Linked DNA regions of Mus musculus: region 1 is linked to region 2. A link is a contact called in ENCODE Hi-C or POLR2A ChIA-PET data. All regions are on one chromosome and are shown on one strand. Each heading gives the region's core, a stretch centred on a gene start or an enhancer-like site at or near the end of the contact. The rest is flanking DNA. Distances are from core to core; before and after follow the strand shown. Region 1 overlaps Hivep2 (human immunodeficiency virus type I enhancer binding protein 2). Region 2 holds the start of Aig1 (androgen-induced 1).

Region 1 (3,761 bases), core at 1,194-3,693, 190 kb after region 2:
CATCAAGAGGCCATTCCAGGTCCAGATAGCACTCGGTGTGTGTGGCTATCCTCACTTTAGGTCAGCTTGAAATCCAGTCCTGTTAAATTCATCTTTTTTGTGTGAATGGTTTCATCACAGTTGCTGTACATTGCAGCAACTCCAGGAGAGAATTGTTATTGGGGTCCTCAGAATGTCACAGAGATTAAAATAGGAATCAAATTGTATTTCTTCAGCAGTAAAATTTGTTAAGCATTCAGATAATAAAGCCATGTCTTTTCTGGTTTTATAAAAAGTAAAAGCCATCAGTCCTCATTGGTTGGATGTAGCCTGTTCAGACTACGTGAACCCAGTATCTAGTTATAATGCATTAATCTGAGCTAATTTTAAAAATATGAAGCCTTAGCTATGAAGAGTCAGCTGTAGTTAGGGTGGAATTCTTGGAGCTTGGATGTGGAGAGGGTGCAAAGTGCCCTTATGTAACCGTCTTTCCCTTTTGGCATCCATAATAACAAGAAACTCACTTCCCGAGGTCATCTCACGTTGAGCAAAAGAGAAAAAAAAATTAAATACATGAGTAAAAATTCCATTTGGCTTTTTGAATATCTCCAAACTTTACATGGATCTGCAACTTGGATGGTTTTTGAGTCTTGATACTGGCTTGGCTGTCTTTTATGAGGAACAACAAACAAAACATCCTGTTTTTCGAACAGTCAGTACAAGTCCCAGGAGAATAATCACAGAAATAGCGAGGGTTCTTCCTATATCAGTTAGAAGCTTTAAAATTTCCATTACTGTTATGTTTTTCTTCTAAGCCCTCTTCAGGAGTGACTAAAACAAAATCGCTTGTGACCTTGGGACCTGGAGTTCTGCTTAGTGCTGGCTGCCCACTGTCACTGTAATAGTGATCACTATAAATGGTAAATATTTGTCAACTTGTGTTTTCTGTCCTCTTCCCTCTAGCAGCTTCATGTTTTGTAGGCTTACCACAACTTCTTTAAATGCTTGCTTATGTCAACATCAGTGAAAGTGGAAGAGAAAAGAGATTTTGAAAGGATCGTAATACAGCTTTAGGATTGATGCAGGGGCCAGGACGGTGATTCAGAGGCTGAAAATAGCTCTTCATTTTATGCAATCAAGTAAAACACTGTACCTTGGCATCCCCACACCGGATTAGCAAGGAGTTGGAAGTTATTCCTCCCTCAGCATGCCATTAGGGATGACAGGCGGAGCTATGATAAACTGCTTGTTTAATGGAGCTTATGCTGCTGGCCTCACAGCCGTGATGTACAGGCCCGATTAGCGCTGAGTGACCTCAACTCGCATACATTTCCTCTCGAAAGAGACCTGACAGGCCCTCTCTGTTCTAATGAGCCTCTCACAGGGGATCCACCCACTTTAAGGTTGCAAGAGTCTCTGCTGTTTGTTCTGTCTGAAAGGATCTTGAAGGGTGGCAGCCTTCATCCTTCACATACCAAGACCATGGAAAGGAAGTTTTTTTTTTTCTTTCTTTCTTTCATAGGTTTGTAGTGCATGCATGTTATGTGTGTATGAGTTAGAGGTCAACAGTAGGTGTTTTTCTCAGCCACTCTCCACCCTATTTTTTGAGTCAGGGTCTCACTCTGAACCCAGAGATCAACCATGAGACAAAACCAGCTAGCCAGAAGACAGAAGGCCACCCAGCAATGGGTGTCTGCCGTTATATGTGTGGAGCGCCTGGGGTTGGGTCTCAGATCTTCAAGTTTGTACTGAAAGCCCTTTTCCAGCCCAGATTGATCTGTTCACAGAACCCTAGTACTGGACAGGGGTCTGTTTCCGGTTCAGTCTCCTGTTTGCTTACCTTTAAAACTGTGAGCCGAAGTTGAGTCCCCAGCTAATTCTGTTTCTGTTGAGTAGGTCCTTCTCAAGCAGGAGCCTGTGTCATGCTTGTGAGCCAGAGTTCGAAGCCTCACCTTAAACCCTTGTTACCTAAAAGGGGACCTGCGAGCTGTGCCCTGCCAGATCATACAGCTGTCAGGTTATAATTAACATTCGAGGTGACTCTTAATTAAACAGAATTGGTGGGAAATATCTGGGAGGCTGTAGCAGCGCTACCGTGATGTTTGCATTTAAATGTTTGAGATTATTCCCCTCACTTAAAGCCCATGTTCAGATGGAGGAGGAGGGCGCCACATCTCACTTAGCTCTATTGTTTTGGACACTGGCTGCAGGCTATAGGGACCAGAGTGCTTTCAGCTTGCATTGTGGTGTCTGTCTTTCAAACAGAGAAGTTGGAGAATGTATATTCTTTTCCTTTTTTATTTCTTCAAAGAGATTAAATCACGGCTCTGACAGGAGAGGGCAGGATCTCTGAGAAGACCTCCCCAGTGCTTGGAATTCATAGATTCTACCAGGTCCCTTCCCTATTGTCCCAGGCAGTGCACTCCCCAAGAGGCTCCCAGCATCTTTGGCTGCAGGCCAGCCTCCCAGGGCCTCTGGCTTTGATGTGCAGTGCAGGCTGTCCTCTGGCCAGGTTGTTGTTGCTGTGGCCTGGGCTTCACTCACAGTGAGTGCCAGGAGGGATGTCCTGTCTGCAGTATACATTTCCATAGCCCTAGTCCTGAGGCCGAGACTCTGCCTTTGACCCACAAGGGGCTGTCCTTGACTGCTAGGCTTAGCTGTGCTTTCTTCTGGTGTCTGCTGGAGGCAGGTTTGTACCCCGCCTGTCACTTGGGAGGAAGATCCACCCCTCTGCGTGGAGGAAGACAACAAACAGCTCCTTGCCAGGTCTATTGTTAGTCAGAAGGGTTTTCTAGGCCTGGTTCAGGGAAACCAACTCAGCCAGCTGAACAGCTTCCTCTGGGGGATGCACTGTTGACCTTGTTTTAGTCTAGGCCTGGCAGCAGGATTCCCAAAGACATCAGTCTGGCAAGGGAAGTCTTACTCACCTGAACCCTGTTTCAACCACAGCTCCAAGCTCGTTGTTAGAAGCCATGCTATTGCACATAGAACCTCTTGACTTCTGGTGGTCCCCTGGGGCAGTTCTAAATGTAGGGGATACCTGAACACGGAAGATTACAGTGGTAGCTAGCCACCAAGGAGTATGGAATGGTTCTGTACGTTCCAGGACGAGCCCAAAGCTGTGCATCCTTCATGGGTGTTCAGTGAGGGAGAGTTATTACAGATGGTCTCTATTGAGAAGTGCCAGTGCAATTCAAACAGAAACTGCCTCAGAATTCTGTCTTGTCCTGATTTACATAGCAAGAGTCACTTGCTGTGTATCTCACTAGATTTGGTAATGATATTTCCCACATAGGGGAGACTGTTCTAGCAAAGCCCCACCTCCATGACAGCGATTTCTTTTTTCAAGTTTATACAGCCTCAAGATGTCATGTTTGGTTTTGTTTTTCCTCTTAAATTCTTTTTACAAGAGCTCACGGTGGGGTTTGATTTTTGGTTTTGTTTGTTTGTCTGGTCACCTCCAGTGAAACTACTTTGGTTTTGCTTTTGCTGTTGTGGGTTTAGCAAAATGAGATCGTTGAAGTTGACTTGCTCACATGACTTAGTTAAGGGAGGGTACCAGGAAGGGCTCTGAGGGTTCTGAGTAGAAAGTGGAAAGGTTTGTAGAAGGCAGGCTCCGTGGTCTTACCAGGGATCACCTGTTTGTACAGTAATCTTACGTTCTACAACTGTTCATAAGTTAGATTTCATTTAGAAGCCTTACCCTGACAACACTTTCTTACCATCAGTGAGTGCGTGAATGTCTGGGCCTTAGTGGGACTGGTGGAGGGAGATAATCCACT
Region 2 (3,692 bases), core at 796-3,295:
GGCACTTTTTGTTTGTTTGTTTGGTTGGTTGGATTTTGGTTTTGTTTTGTTTGGTTTTGGTTTTGGTTTTGGTTTTGGTATTGGTTTTTCAAGACAGGGTTTCTCTGTGTAGCTCTGGCTGTCCTGGAACTCACTCTGTAGACCAGACTGGCCTCGAACTCAGAAATCCACCTGCCTCTGCCTCCCAAGTGCTGGGATTAAAGGCGTGTGCCACCACCGCCCAGCTCACATTTTTTTTAATAGTATGTGGGCATCACTAATTTAAGTTCACTCTTAAGAAGATTCCTGGTGACTTGTCAGCATCCTAAATGCTTTCTATGCATAACTATCAGAGCCTTGGGGCTACTGAAGATTGAGTATACTCTGTATATGCGAACATCTGCTTGCTGTACCACACATCTGGCAAAGCCAGTCTCCACTGACTAGCCAATCAGCCCATCCAGGCAGGTACTCCCAGAGTTAGCCATCTATATGAAAGCTACAAGAAGCTGAGAGCAAAGTCCTATCATGTGTTCTTCAGGTGGGCAGACAGTAGGAGGAAAAAGACGCTGGTAGGGAATGCATATATTCAGACGGAAGTTAATTCCAATAAGAAGTTGAAAAGCCCAACTCAGGCAGGCAACACCAGGCAGCCCTTTGCCTAGAGGCAGGTGGGAAAAGTTGCGTATATCTTATATATTGAAAATAGAAGGTTTTTTGAAAACATCTACCTGTATCTCTTTAGGCATCTTACACCGACGGAACGATATTCAAATAGGTTCAAATTTGTCAAAGTGGAGGGTCAAGAAAATTTGTGCCAACCTTGTGATTGCACCAAGCTTATGCATAACCTCAGAGTCTTTGCGTTCCAGGAGTTGATTGTATGTTTTTCTCCGTGATCTTTTAATTGCTTGTGTTTCCATACACGACCCTTGTTTGATAACCTTTGAATGTATTTATGACTTAGTCTTGGTGACTTTTCAAAGCTCTACACCTACCCCAAGTCATTACAAGGCATTGTGCCCTCTGATTATCTACAGGAGTGCTTTCGGTACCCAAGGTATAAAAACTTAAAAATAATTATCGTTGTCTGCTCCTCTTTAAAATTATCACGTGTCAACAGAACAGATGATTACACAAACTGCAGGCTTTCAATGTGAACGACTAGAAGTTCAGTAGTTGCCAGGTGGAGCCTCACCGTGAACTGCTCTCTCAGTGTTTCTAGAAAGAGTTTTAAACAAATTGTTGACAGTGGGCAGAAAAACATGTGCAAGGGTTTTTTCCTATGGGGCGATTTCCCTCCTCCGGAAGGAGGTGTGTTTGTGTGTTTCTAAGCCATGCTCCATGGAACCAGACAATACTCATGTCTCCTTTGGGTGCTGCAAGTTTACCTTTGCATGTGGTTCTGGAAAACACTTCGGTGGAGAATTAATCTGAGGGCACTCATGATCGGGGCCAACAGATGCTTTTGGTGGCACAATCCTATTCCCTGGTCACTTCTTAGAAGCAGGCCTGTGCCCGTTTGGCTGTACTCCCATGTTTTCCTCCTCTACCTACCAGGTAAAGGTGAGAAGGGCATCCAGGCCTTCAGTGGAGCCCAGCGTGGCTGTTGGTGGCCAGCACGCGTTGGTGCTCCCGTGACACACACACAGGCACAAACACGCACACACGCACAAACACGCACAAACACGCACGCACGCACACGGGGGTGCAGCCCACGGCCTTACCAGATCAATGAAGGTCAGGAACTTCCAGCTGCCTCCGTAGGTCTGATGCGAGGGCATTTCGATGGCCTTGTAGTTGCACAGGATGGAGCAATAGGATAGCAGGATTGCTACCCGCAGCACCTGGCAGGGGACAAGCGCCATGTTCGCGCGGCCTGGCCCCGCCGGGCTGCTCGTGGGGAGGGCAGGCGAGCTGCTCCGCGGTGCCGGGCGCCGTGGGAACCGGGGCGCGGCGCGGCGAGGGGCGGAGCGCAGGAGGCGGGGCGCGTCCCCGGGGACAGTGGCGGCGCCGAGCGCACCGGAGACCTGCGCGGGCGGGGCGGCAGTGCAGCCTACGCGAGCTGGCGGCCTGGTGTCATCTCTGGCGTCATCTGCGTCATTCTGCAGCGGCGTTCGTCGTACCGGCCGGGCGCCCCCTAGGCGGTCCGCGAGGTCCACCCCCCCCCCCCCCCCCCGGCCTCCAAGGTGGGAGCGCCTTTCGGGCAACCACGGTTCCAGACGGGAAGGACCTGACCGAACCGGTCCGGACCCGGCATCCCCGGGCAGCTGGTGCTGGCTGCCATGGCACCAGATGGGGTCAGAACGTGTAAAGCCACACACAGTCCCCCTCCAGTGACACCCATTACTTAGGATTCAGTTGAGGGTTTAATGTTAATGAGCATTTATGACTGTGAAGCCCCTTATAAATTTCACAAGGCTTTAATAATTTATCAGTATGCACGAGCTTTGAACAAATTCTTTTTTAAACTTTTTATTACGTCTTGTGGGTATATGCATGTACCACAGGACAAACGTGGAGGCCAGAGGACAGCTCAGGTGTGAGTCCCCTCCATCGAACTCAGGTCATGAGGCTTGATGGCAAGCTACTTTAGCAATTACTGACCAGGGCAAGTTTTATAAATAGAAATCTGTGCTGATTGCCATGACTGCTACGAGACAGCATTCCATTTGAAAGTCAAACCACCCGGAGGATGTAAACCTCACCCACGCATGTGTGATTTAATACAAATCTTTCGGAGTTAAAATTCCTTTTGCACTTCGACATTTCCCAACCCACCTCCCTTATACTACCGCACCAGAGCTGAATGGGAGGAAAGTAAATATAAACTGGATTCCCTCAGCCTTCCAGTAAATGTTGTCACAGGGAAGTTGCAACAGTCTGTGGGCAGAGTAGGGTTTTTGTTTTCTTTTAAATCATGATCATGTTTCAACCAACCAGATAAAGGGTCCGGTTATGAGAAGACCACATGAGTATTTCCTGTGGATCCATTCAAAACAGGTGTCCCATTCAAATAGTCTCTGAGTCAGAGGGTGTGGTGGGAAGGTCTAGGGGAAAGCATAGTCTCAGAGGTAAAGAGAAGCAAACAAATCCGACTCGTAGTTTTTTCCACTCCACTAGGGAAGAGAGCCACTAGGTCTTTTTAATTGACATAATTATGCTGAAAGAAACTGAAATCACAAGATGATATTACTAGCATAAAGCATTCTTCACTCAGAATTTATGAGTTCATACTCATGTTTAAACAGGATCTATTTGCGTGTGTGTGTGTGTGTGTGTGTGTGTGTGTGTGTGTGTGTGTGTCCTTAATGAATGTTCATATAATTACAAGAAAAAATGAATTTACTGAAGCCCTCTCACTTGGGCCTAATGAAGTTTTATAAAGTGATGTGATATTACAAAGTTTGATACAACCCTCCTACTTTACATTTGAGAAAGTAGTTCACAAGATTTCTACCCATTCCCATAATTATAAAGTATTGTTTTATGAAGCTATTTAAGAGTTTACTATGGAGAATTTTTGAATAATTACTATGACATCAAGAGTTCTGTTGCTCTCCCTGCCAATCCCCAGAGGGGTGTTTTGAGACGATTTTAACAGACTTGCTTTCATTATCTTGATTGATTATCTTCTTGTGAGATGATTTTGTGTTTTTAATAATGGAACATTTTATATAAACCTGGGCTGAAATTGTGCTTCATTAAAAATG

Evidence for each region. Hi-C counts contacts between places; a loop is a spot of excess contacts on that map. ChIA-PET counts read pairs that join two places held with the same protein, here RNA polymerase II (POLR2A).
Region 1: a loop to region 2 is called in a map of T-helper 1 cell, with 2.3 times the contacts of the local background. The contact joins the enhancer-like site here to the promoter of Aig1 in region 2. A Hi-C loop is called at or near these places in 2 of 37 maps with a recorded cell type or tissue (T-helper 1 cell and mouse trophoblast stem cell). POLR2A ChIA-PET finds 5 or more read pairs at or near these places in 1 of 5 experiments (Patski).

What each region holds. Positions count from the first base shown.
Region 1 is chr10:14,054,598-14,058,358 of GRCm38, forward strand. All of the region lies in intron 1 of Hivep2 (human immunodeficiency virus type I enhancer binding protein 2), which reads left to right. Among named protein-coding and RNA genes, the nearest start is that of Gm51759, 71 kb to the right of the region's middle. Within about 2 kb of position 2,444, at least 3 of the 3 ENCODE cell types and tissues checked have a DNase peak (open chromatin) inside an H3K27ac peak, as active enhancers do.
Region 2 is chr10:13,866,912-13,870,603 of GRCm38, forward strand. It overlaps Aig1 (androgen-induced 1), which reads right to left and starts at 2,046. Exons shown (of 6, transcript NM_001347362.1): 1 at 1,707-2,046. The coding sequence starts at 1,847.